Regions from separate parts of the Homo sapiens genome. Here region 1 is linked to region 2. A link is a loop called in an ENCODE intact Hi-C map of the cell type or tissue named here. Cell type or tissue: PC-9. All regions are shown on one strand. Links, peaks and the distances in the headings refer to the core of each region. The heading gives the core; the rest is flanking DNA. Region 1 holds the start of TBC1D23 (TBC1 domain family member 23). Region 2 overlaps CMSS1 (cms1 ribosomal small subunit homolog).

The links. Peaks named below come from ENCODE experiments on the same cell type or tissue, not always from the same donor. Only the 100,000 strongest peaks of a DNase experiment are listed, where the experiment ranks them.
Region 1: a loop joins it to region 2, with 4 times the contacts of the local background. A loop is called at or near these places in 2 of 110 quality-filtered maps.

What each region holds. Positions count from the first base shown.
Region 1 is chr3:100,258,680-100,264,175 of GRCh38, reverse strand. TBC1D23 (TBC1 domain family member 23) reads right to left here and starts at 3,184. Exons shown (of 19, transcript NM_001199198.3): 1 at 3,105-3,184. The coding sequence starts at 3,157. RefSeq lists enhancers at 437-1,105, 2,443-3,111, 2,887-3,376, 3,112-3,780. In PC-9, for the core only: no CTCF peak of the experiment used is centred there; DNase peaks (open chromatin) are centred at 2,725, 3,285 and 3,903; H3K4me3 peaks cover 3,366 bases; H3K27ac peaks cover 2,312 bases.
Region 2 is chr3:99,893,309-99,898,529 of GRCh38, reverse strand. All of the region lies in intron 1 of CMSS1 (cms1 ribosomal small subunit homolog), which reads right to left. The region is part of intron 4 of FILIP1L (filamin A interacting protein 1 like); the gene reads left to right. All of the region lies in intron 1 of LOC105374010 (a long non-coding RNA gene), which reads right to left. Among named protein-coding and RNA genes, the nearest start is that of MIR3921, 68 kb to the left of the region's middle. In PC-9, for the core only: no CTCF peak of the experiment used is centred there; a DNase peak (open chromatin) is centred at 2,479; H3K27ac peaks cover 1,264 bases.

The DNA.
Region 1 (5,496 bases), core at 301-5,300, 370 kb before region 2:
AAACAAAACAAGAGTAAAGCATCCCCATTCTATAACCCATTCACCAAGCACTCTAAGAACAGAGCCTTTACTGAACCTCTGGCTCCCAATCCCAAAGTCTTCCTATTCAAATCCTCTTCTGGGGGGCTGATGAGAGTGCCAGGATAAAAAGGAGAAAGATTAGAAGAGGATGGAGGGAAAACAGAAATCACCGACCATGTTAGGGTTCCTCCATTCATGAAAATGAAACCAGCAAAAATACAAAGACACACCAAAGATACATCAATCCTACAAGAGAAAAAATGCTGTCTCTAGTAAACATTCACTCCATGTCCTCTGCCCATGTGAACCAGAGATTCTCACAATCCCTCTAACCTAAGAACTCCCCAGAGGCACCTTAACTGTGGAAACATTTCCCCTCATGGCACTCTATGAGCTGGTTACCGCCAGTTTATGACACAATTCACCGTTCCAAAACAGCAAACTTCAGGCTATAACCAGCTAGGTCACTTTCTGAAAAGTGTTGTAATGTCTGTCACTGATTCTTAAAAGGTGCATTTAATTAGTTAAAAACTTTTTTACTATTTTTCCAGATCTATTTTTCTTTTTTCTCTTGCCATTCTTGCAGGATACCAGAAGCAAAAAGACGTATTTTTCTGCAACTTCTCTCCAACCAGGTAGTTCTCATTCTTACTCTCAAAACAAATTAGTTGTCTTGTCTATGCCCTTGCTTATGCTGTTACTGTCAGGCCTCTGAGCCCAAGCCAAGCCATCGCATCCCCTGTGACTTGCACGTATACGCCCAGATGGCCTGAAGTAACTGAAGAATCACAAAAGAAGTGAATATGCCCTGCCCCGCCTTAACTGATGACATTCTACCAGAAAAGAAGTGTAAATGGCCGGTCCTTGCCTTAACTGATGACATTACCTTGTGAAAGTCCTTTTCCTGGCTCATCCTGGCTCAAAAAGCTCCCCCACTGAGCACCTTGGGACACCCACTCTGCCCGCCAGAGAACAACTCCCCTTCGACTGTAATTTTCCTTTATCTACCCAAATCCTATAAAACGGCCCCGCCCTTATCTCCCTTCGCTGACTCTCTTTTCGGACTCAGCCCGCCTGCACCCAGGTGATTAAAAGCTTTATTGCTCACACAAAGTCTGTTTGGTGGTCTCTTCACACGGACGCGCATGAAAGTTACTCCATTCAGAGGCCTTTCCCATCTCTTAATCTGATTCTGCACTAATATGTTAGCTCCAAGCCATGTGTGGATATTTAATATCTGAAATGTGGCTAGACCAAATTGAAATATAAGGTAGCTGTAAAATGCACATTGGATTTTGAAGACTTGGCACAAAAAAGATGTACAATTATCTAATTTTTTAAACAATGATTACATGTTGAAATATGTTAAATAGATTATTAAAACTGATTTCACCTGTTTCTTTTTAGTGTTTTTTTTTTTTTTTTTTTTTTGAGACCGAGCCTCACACTGCCGCCGGGCTGGACAGTAGTGGCTCGATCTCGGCTCACTGCAACCTCTGCCTCCCGGGTTCAAGCGATTCTCCTGCCTCAGCCTCCCAAGCAGCTGAGATTACAGGCACGCGCCACCACGCCCGGCTAATTTTTATATTCTTAGTAGAGACGGGGTTTCACCATGTTGGTCAGGCTGGTCTGGAACTCCTGACTTCAAGTGATCCGCCCGCCTCGGCCTCCCAAAGTGCTGGGATTACAGGCGTGAGCCACCGCGCCCAGCCTTCTTTTCAGTTTTAAATGCTGCTACTACATAATTTTAAATTACAATATGTGGCTTCTATTAGACAGCCCTGGGGCTTAAATCCTACTTATTCTTCAAAGCCTAGTTGAAACACTGCTGCTTTCATGAAGCTTTCCCCCAGTGACTCCAACTGCCCCAGCCCCCACCGCCAACCTCTCGTAACACTTTGAATCACACTCACAAAGAATAAGATTAATTTTACCTTGTTACACCTTCCCAACTCCAACATAAGCAAGTTGAAGAAAAAAAAACTATATCTAGATCACCATGAAGTTTTCCTCTGACACCTTGGAGAGCCCAGCGCTACGGTAATGTTTGATGTCTGCTAATGGAGAGCTGAATTTCTTAATTACTAATTATCTATCCCTTTCAACGATTTCCATTTTTTTCCTCTGGGATTAAAGTCGATGTCTATCAATGTCCTGTATTATTTTTAAAGTGCCCATGAGCTGTACACATACAATATAACGAACAAGCAAATCCAAAACTAATACATGTGGTCAATACACTTAGATCAACTGTAAAATTTAGACAAGCCTCTAAAGGTCCCTTTTTAAAAAATGATGTTGTACAACCTAACAGTGTATCGTGAGATCAACTATTTCAAAAGTAGAAGCCTTTCCCAAAGATTAACACTGGGTGAGCAGTTTACCAAAAAATTATTGGCGGTCTTCCCCCACAATCCCGAGTATAAATCAGGTAAGCATGCAACAGCTTGGGTGCAGTAAGAGCAAAGTCCCACACTGCATCCAAAGCTCAGAAATCGAGCTGTGAGAAATGTGGTAGTAGGGGAAAAGATGACTTGCGTGAAGGAGACGAACGATGAAAACTGTTGGAATGCAAAACGAGATAACAGCCAGAATAAAAAAAAGTATACCAACTAAGTGGGAGGGATTCTCCTCGGGTCAACCTCTGAACCCTCAGGCGAAGGTCGCAGTGGTCATTTCAAAACGTCTTTTCTTCACATTGTATTTTAGTGACTCAGATCTGCATCCAACAAACTTCCTTCTTCAGCCTACTCCAACTCCCACAGCCAGGACTCCGGCCAAACCCAGCCCTGAAGCCACCCACTCCAGCACACTTTGGAGACTGACAGACGACACAGGAGGACCGTTCTGAGGCCCAGCACCTGGATGACACCCCTCTCCTTGGGAGTCCCGCCCCAGTCCCTTGGGCAGAACCAGGCAGGCAGGGGGCACCCAGCTGGCAGAGGGGTAGGGCAGGGCACCGGACTTCGCCTAGGACCGGCCTCTCCGTTCCATGCCGACGCCAGACGGCTCCTCGGGGACCGGCAAGATGGTGAGAAGGAAGAATAAAGGGGCATTGGAAATTAGCCCCGGCTTTCACTCACCAGCCGTCGCCGCTCGACGTTGGCAGCGGCGGCACATCTTCTCCTTCCGCCATTGCTGTTGACGTCCACGTCACTTTGCCGAAAAGTGGATCCGGCGCTGAGACCAACTCCGAGACTCAATGTCGTAAAAGGTCTTCGGAAGTCCAGCACTGAGCTTCCCCAGAGGGGAAGAAAGAGGGAGGTGGCAAGGGACTGGAGGAACGCAACGTCACGGCGTCCCGAGGCCGAAAGGCAGCGTCTTGGGGGAGGAGACTTGGTGGAGGCAGCTGCCCCTCCAAAGACTACATGTCCCAAGATGCCACGGTGCCGCGGGCGGGGCGGGGCGCGGTGGACGCCGTCCCAGTTGGAGGCCTTGTGTGACAAACAGCGTGTCTTTTTAGCGTCCACTTAGCGTCTTCATTCCAGCTTGGCGTCGAAATTAACAAAGTTAGAATTTACAGTCCTAACTATTGGAGAAAGCAAGGGAAATGGGAATTGACATAGGGAAGGCGGACGTAGGAGAAGAGCCACAGTTCAGTAATTTCCTGCTGTAGCAATTTAATTTGAAGAAAGAGTGGGACGTAAGGAAAGGGGCAGACCACCCCTATTTGTGAGGCCCCGTCAAAAGTGTAAATGAAGGCCCACATACTTTTTGACTGAATATTTAAAAGTTGTAAATGAAGCTATATACTAAAGGAGATACGTTCTAGCCTCCTACCTTAAATATATCTTCCTAACAGTCTGGAAGATCAAGTCCGAATTTAGAATTCTAGGACTGGAATTCCAGGCAAGCAGAGCTGCCAAAATCCTTCTCTACGCGTTCCACTTCCCCTTTACACCGCATGGGCGGACACTTGGCCACCGCCGGGGCCTTGGGGTGAGCACACGCTCAGGAGGATGGACCTAAAGAAACGCTTTTGCAAGCCCTGAAAACAACAGTGATGAAGTAGAACTGCATGTAACAATATGGATACATCTGAAAAATACGCTGTTAAATGAGCAAAACAGATTGCAGACGGATAGGTAAAGTATGGTATCATTTATAGTTGGTGTTTAAAAGACAATATATTTAAAATAGATCCATATGAGTTTAAAATGCAGGAGAATGATATATAGAAAACTCGGAATGGCAGTTACATTCAGGGAAAGGGAGGAGTTTCCATGAATTTTTAAATATTTATTAAGGGCCCCAAGGTGGCCACATAGGTGGCCAGTGTTCTTTATAGAGTCTATACTTAGGTATCTAAAATGTTTCATAGTTTCAAAAACTATTTGTTTTAAATAGATACAAAACAGTACAGCTATCTCATTTACAACCAAAAACATGTTCACTCTCTTCCCTAAAGGGAAATAATACAGATCTGCATGGTACTGCACCCACTTCCAAGGCCCGGATCTCTGTAATGTTCAGTTCTCTGTTAGGGAACATTTCTTTTAACATAGAATGAGACTGTAGATGCCCTCTATCAAAAAGAATAAAAGACGTGAATCTAGGTCACATTACCATTCTAATATTCAGGACCTCCCCTGGGTCCCTTCAATTGTTGCCAGTAGATTTTCAGAAACTTTTCAGAAAATGGTTTTAAAACCTATTCAGTCATTGACATGAGAAGCAGTTGCTCACTGGTTAAGAAGATTCTAGTCCTCAATTATGATTCATTTTGAGTATAATTAAATCAGCAACTGCTTTATAGTCTCTGGTAAAATATTTTCCCATTAAAAATATGTCACTTGACATTTTTAAACAGTTCTTTATTCTGTCAAAATAAAGTGGAAAGTTCTGACTTCTATGTTCTTTAATGGAGCCAGAGCCAGCTTCATGGGCATGTAGTCTATGCAATAGCATGAGACCACATGCTTAGAAGAACTCTGTGCTTGATTTCATGCTCTGGTGTTGCCATCTTGAAATTCTTAATAATTTGGGAACAAGGAGCCACTGGTTTTAATTTTGCACTAGGCCTCACAAATTAGGGAGCCAGTTCTAGATAGGGTCAATATCTTAGTGATGTATAACCCATTGGGGACAAGATTTCAACCAAAATTGTTTAGCGATAGTGTCTTCTAGCGGATTTTTTTTTTTTTTTTTTTTTTTTGAGACAGAATCTCACTCTCACCCAGGCTGGAGTACAGTGGCATGATCTCAGTTCACTGCAACCTCTGCTTCCTAAGTTCAAGTGATTCTCCCGTCTCAGCCTCCCAAGTAGCCAGGACCACAGGCGTGTGCCACCACGGCCGGCTGATTTTTGTATTTTTAGTAGAGACGGGGTTTTGCCATGTTGGCCAAACCATTTTTCTTTATTATTATTTTATTTTTATTTTTCTGAGACAGGGCCTCACTCCCTCAAGTAGAATTTGTTAAATTCTAATAATGGACCTCTGCTTAAAACAAAACAAAAATGCTTTTCAAGAACTA
Region 2 (5,221 bases), core at 1-5,000:
CTCCCAAAGTGCTGGGATAACAGGCATGAGCCAACGCGCTTGACTTGCACATATATTTTTAATGTGTGAGTGGGTGCATGTCATAATTCCAGATGGAAATTTGTCACCACAAAACATAATTTTTATTTAGCTGATCTTTCCAGGTTTCTATTTATAATGGAATGAAAAGATGAAGTTGGGCTTATGAATCAAGACAAACACAGGCCCTGGTCATTGTGTAATTCCATATAGTATAATTTGTTTGCAATCTTTCATTCCATACACCTACAATACAGCTCTAAAAATAATGCTACCTACAATATAAAGATATACTTTTTTTCCAAATAACCTTCAAAAATGTCAAAATATGCAACAAAAATATTGTATCATATCTAAACCCTCAAATAAGCTACATTTAAACCAAGCCTGCCTGCTTTTGAAAGTTTCCTTGAGAGTCTAATAACTTAGATAAGCCTATTTAAAAATAAATACATTCTGACGACTAACTGGAGAAAAAAAAACCAATGTGAGAAAATTAAATGTAACATTGGTATGAGGAATCAGAATTGGAGGTAGGATATCTTTTCTTAATAGAGTTGGTTCTCAATTATTCATGGTGACGAGAAACATGGAAAACTTCATTTAACTATGAACACTGGACATATTCGTGGTCATTTGTTTTACCACATATATTTCAGCAGAAAGCTTTGACACACTATAGGAGATTCTCTGTAGTGGAGTTCTCTTACAGAATCCCTCTATGATCACCATCATCCATCCTGGACATCCCCATCTGGTCAAGGTAAAATATGAGATAGTGGTATGACAAAAAATATAATAAACTAACCAGCTCAGAACCTCATTGCTTCCCAAATCTCAAAAACACAATTTTGGTTTTCTACTTTCAGTATTCTGGATTTCTCCTCAAATACACGATACCCCAGCACTCCATCATAAGGCATCCCATTGTCTTGGCAATAATATTAAGCCTTAGAGAATATAGACTACTCAAGATCTAAAAAAATAACTAGTAAAGAAAATTCAAAATTTGGTGTCAGGCAAATGAACACAAATTAGTTGAGGTATATAATGGCAAACTTTCACTTGTTTTTCTTAGCTTTGTTTTGAGCTGTATTTACTGTCAAAGGTATAGAACAAGTAAGCCAACTTTTTTTTTTTTTGAGACAAAGTCTAGCTCTTGTCCCCCAGGCTGGAGTGCAATGGTGCAATCTCGGCTCCCTGCAACCTCCTCCCGCGGAGGCCTCCTGGGTTCGAGCGATTCTCCTGCCCCAGTCTCCCAAGTAGCTGGGATTACAGGTGTGCACCACAACACCCGGTTAATTTTTGTATTTTTAGTAGAGATTGGGTTTCACTATGTTGGCTAGGCTGGTCTCGAACTTCTGGCCTCAAGTGATCTGCCCACCTCTGCCTCCCAAAATGCTGGGATTACAGGCGTGAGCCACCATGCTTGGCCAAAAGTTGACAATATTCTTAATCACAATCATTTCTATGCAAAGAAAGAAAAAAAAATTTGTTCTGAGAAACAAATCATTCTCTCTAGCACTTTTCTCCAATTGGCCATAATTAAATTTTGCGACTGAAAATACATTTTCTATTTATTAGCCATGTATGACAGGTGAGTGGAAATGGACTTCAGCACCCGTTGTATACACTGATTTGTTATGAAAATTATTTTTTCAAAGAAAATCACTGTGCTTTCAATTTATTAGTAGGCAACATTGCTTATGAATATATTGTGGAACAAAAACCGTTAAACCCTAGTCCTCTGGAACCTTATAGAATCTCAAAACTCTACTGAACAAAGGTTCGGTTGCTATGGCAACAAATGAATCAACACTATCATTGTAGAATTATAATTTAAATGAAGAGCACTCCAGAAGATAGTAATTTGGTGCCTGTTCCTTTGTTCTTAGCCCATCAAAATAGTTGTTGTTAACTACTTCCTCTCTTTTTGTTCTTACTACTTTAATAAAGGGTCCTATTTCCTGACTACGTTCTCTTTTGGGAACCTTTCTCTCAAAGGACTCTGTATGAAGCCTCAGTAGCTTAAGGTGACTACCATTCATGAAAAAAACCAAAATCCCCAAAGCCTAGAAAATATATACACTTCACACACAGAAATGCTGTACTAATGGGGCATGCAGACTGTTTAAAATGAAACAGCCTCTCTCTAGAAAAGCATACCAATTATGTGGCTAACATTAGGGCAACAAATTTTCCCTTGCCTTCCTTTTGCATATGCCTGTCATTTTCCTCCTATAGTTTCCATTCACTGTTTCAAACATATGTTGCCACTTATTTGCCAGGAAAGGAATCTCTGACCTACTCCCTTTATGTATCATGAAATAGCAGACGGAATGGAGCCAGTGAGAGCACCATTAGCAGTTATTCACACTTCTGTTTTCCCTTAACTTCCTTTTTTTTTTCTAAAAGTTTATTCCACATATGTGAAGAAGGATGTGTAATCACAAAGACATCCATGACTCATGCTTTATAATATGGAACCGTGGCAGTTCCCTGCAGAAGCAAATGGTTCCCTCCTCCAGTGAGCCACATGTCTCCTCTACAAAAAGACTATCTTTACAGCTTAGAGCTTGACCAAACATAGATGATGGGTTCCTTTGTCCAGCCCTGACCAAACATCAACATTGTTTTCTTTTCTAGCAATCACTGCTAGAGTTTAGCCAACATTTAACCAGTCTTTTAAGGAGGCACCTATTCTATGGGTGAAGGCTGCTAGGGTATTGTCCTGAGTCAACAGAAAACTTGATGGAGAGTAGTTAAAAGGAAGAGGTTTTCCATCAAAGATGAAGGAGATTAAGGAAGACAACATGTGGAAGTGTGGTATTACATGTACAGTGATAAGAAATGAATGTTTATTTCGATCTGCACTGATTATCCCCTTTTGGTATACGAAAACCAATCTATAGGTTAAAAAAAATTACCATGGGTTCATAGTTATGCTATTGTGAACTAAGTTCCCTAAACTATATCTAGCAAACACCACCAGGAACTTGGCCTCTTCTGCAAAAGGAGATCAGCCAAAAAATAAGCTCTTGCCCATGAGCGGAAGGAAATACAGTACCTTGAATAAGCCACAAATATTACCATTCATATGTTATGGGATACATAGTAAAAAAAAAAAAAAAAAAGTCCTGCTGACTGAAAGCTCACTAAATATATGAGACCAACTGCAAAGCTAGTTGGATTATGATTCATTCTTTAAAGAGGGATGTTTTCAGCTTTTCCAGCAGTGAACATGGGTGACTGCAAGTTGCCTAAAAGAACATGCTATCATGCTTGAACCTGAGACAGCTAAGAATAAAATATAGTTAAGTTTAACCATCCTGGCCACTATATATATATAAGCATTCTCTGGGTTATGAACACCTGAGTTGTGAACATTCTCTCTATATAAAAAGCCAGCCTACACCCTGTTCGAAGGATGGCACCTGGAGGGCAAGAGTATTTCCAGAGCTACTTTTCTTCAGGTTAGTTGGCCTGAGGCTGCCATGGATGTGACAGGGAGGTATTCACCTGGAATCCAAAGTGGGAACCTGGAACACATTTGTTAATTAAATATCATGTTTCGTGTAACACATAGGGTCCCAGCTAGTCCACAAAAAGCTAGCTGACCTAAATATAGCTTGAACTCTATACGTTTGCAAGAATATTGTTCTCTACTCCGTACTGTAATAATAGGAGTACATATAAACCTTGTGAATTATGCTATTATTGTGCTACAAAATCACCATACTATCACAGTTACCTAAATGGAGTTTTCAGCTTTATTATGGGTTGAGTAAGCTTCCTTGTGCTAGTCTGGGAATCAACTCCATAATTAATAATATCGTTTTTATGAGGAAATATCTTGAAACAGTCTTTCTGCAAGATAGTAAACTTCCTACATTTAAAAAATTAAAGTATTCACTTTCCTCCTTGCTGTAAGAAAGCAAATTGCCCTAAGATCTAAATTCAGAGTAAATTCAGCATTATCCTACATTTCTTCCATGAGCAAAAGAAATAATAAGCAACACAGACTTTAGAAGTATCAAAAAACCAACCCAAAACAAAAAGGTGACAACTAAAAGTGGAAACAAGAAAATAGCACACCAGCACACAAAGCTAATGGGGCCAGTGAATCCACCTCTGGCCAGACCTGGCACCAGACTAGCTCCTGTTAGGCACCCACAACAGATGAACAAATGGGGCAGATCTTCACCTGAACTCCTAAGTGCCACCTTCTCTTACACCTTTTCAGATACAGATCTTCTCCCTTAGCACTGAAAGAGTATTTTATTTATGTATCTTATGCAATCTACTTAGTTTTTAACCATCCTATCTCCTTTTCTATTAATACCTCTCCAACCAACTCCTAGCTGTAATTGTCTTAAAGCAGGAGATTTGTCTTACTTTCTGCAATATCACAAAAAAACTTTGAGTATCATAGCAGAGAGGAAAGAAAATTTACTGAAGCTATTATATGCTGGTTCTATGTTAACTGGCCTTCCTCCTCCAAAATGTATCTCACTTAACATAGCAGGTCCTTAATAAATGAATACTGAATATCTTGACACCCAGCTTCAAAAAGAAGAAAACTGTAGAGCAACTCACAGAAATATTTGTGGATTTGGCAAAGGGGGAGCCAGATTTTTTACCTTCAAAACGTCTTGGGTTGGGGTGGAGGGAAGTAAAACCTAAAGATATTTTTAAGTATCTCTATATTTGATAAAGGGATGCTGGCAAACAAAAATCATTCTCAATCAGCATGAAACTATTTCTGCTCATCACAGAAAAATAAATTATCTGTAGAGTATAAATGATTTGAGATTAAAGCAATTGAAGATTACTTTAAAATAGCTAACTTTAAAGGAATTAGCTATCTGCTTTTGTCAAACAAATGATGTAATTCTTAGATACCTACATGATAGTAAAAAGATCCATAAAACCTCATACCTTAAAAAACCAAAATCTAGTCTTAGATTGAGAAGACTTCAAATTCTATAAAATGAACAATAATATTTGTTACTGTTACTAAATGCCTATTAAAAAATGTCTAGATGCCGGCTGGGCGAGGTGGCTCAAGCCTGTAATCCCAGCACTTTGGGAGGCCGAGACAGGCGGATCACGAGGTCAGGAGATCGAGACCATTCTGGCTAATACAGTGAAACCCCGTCTCCACTAAAAATACAAAAAATTAGCCGGGCGTGGTGGCAGGCGC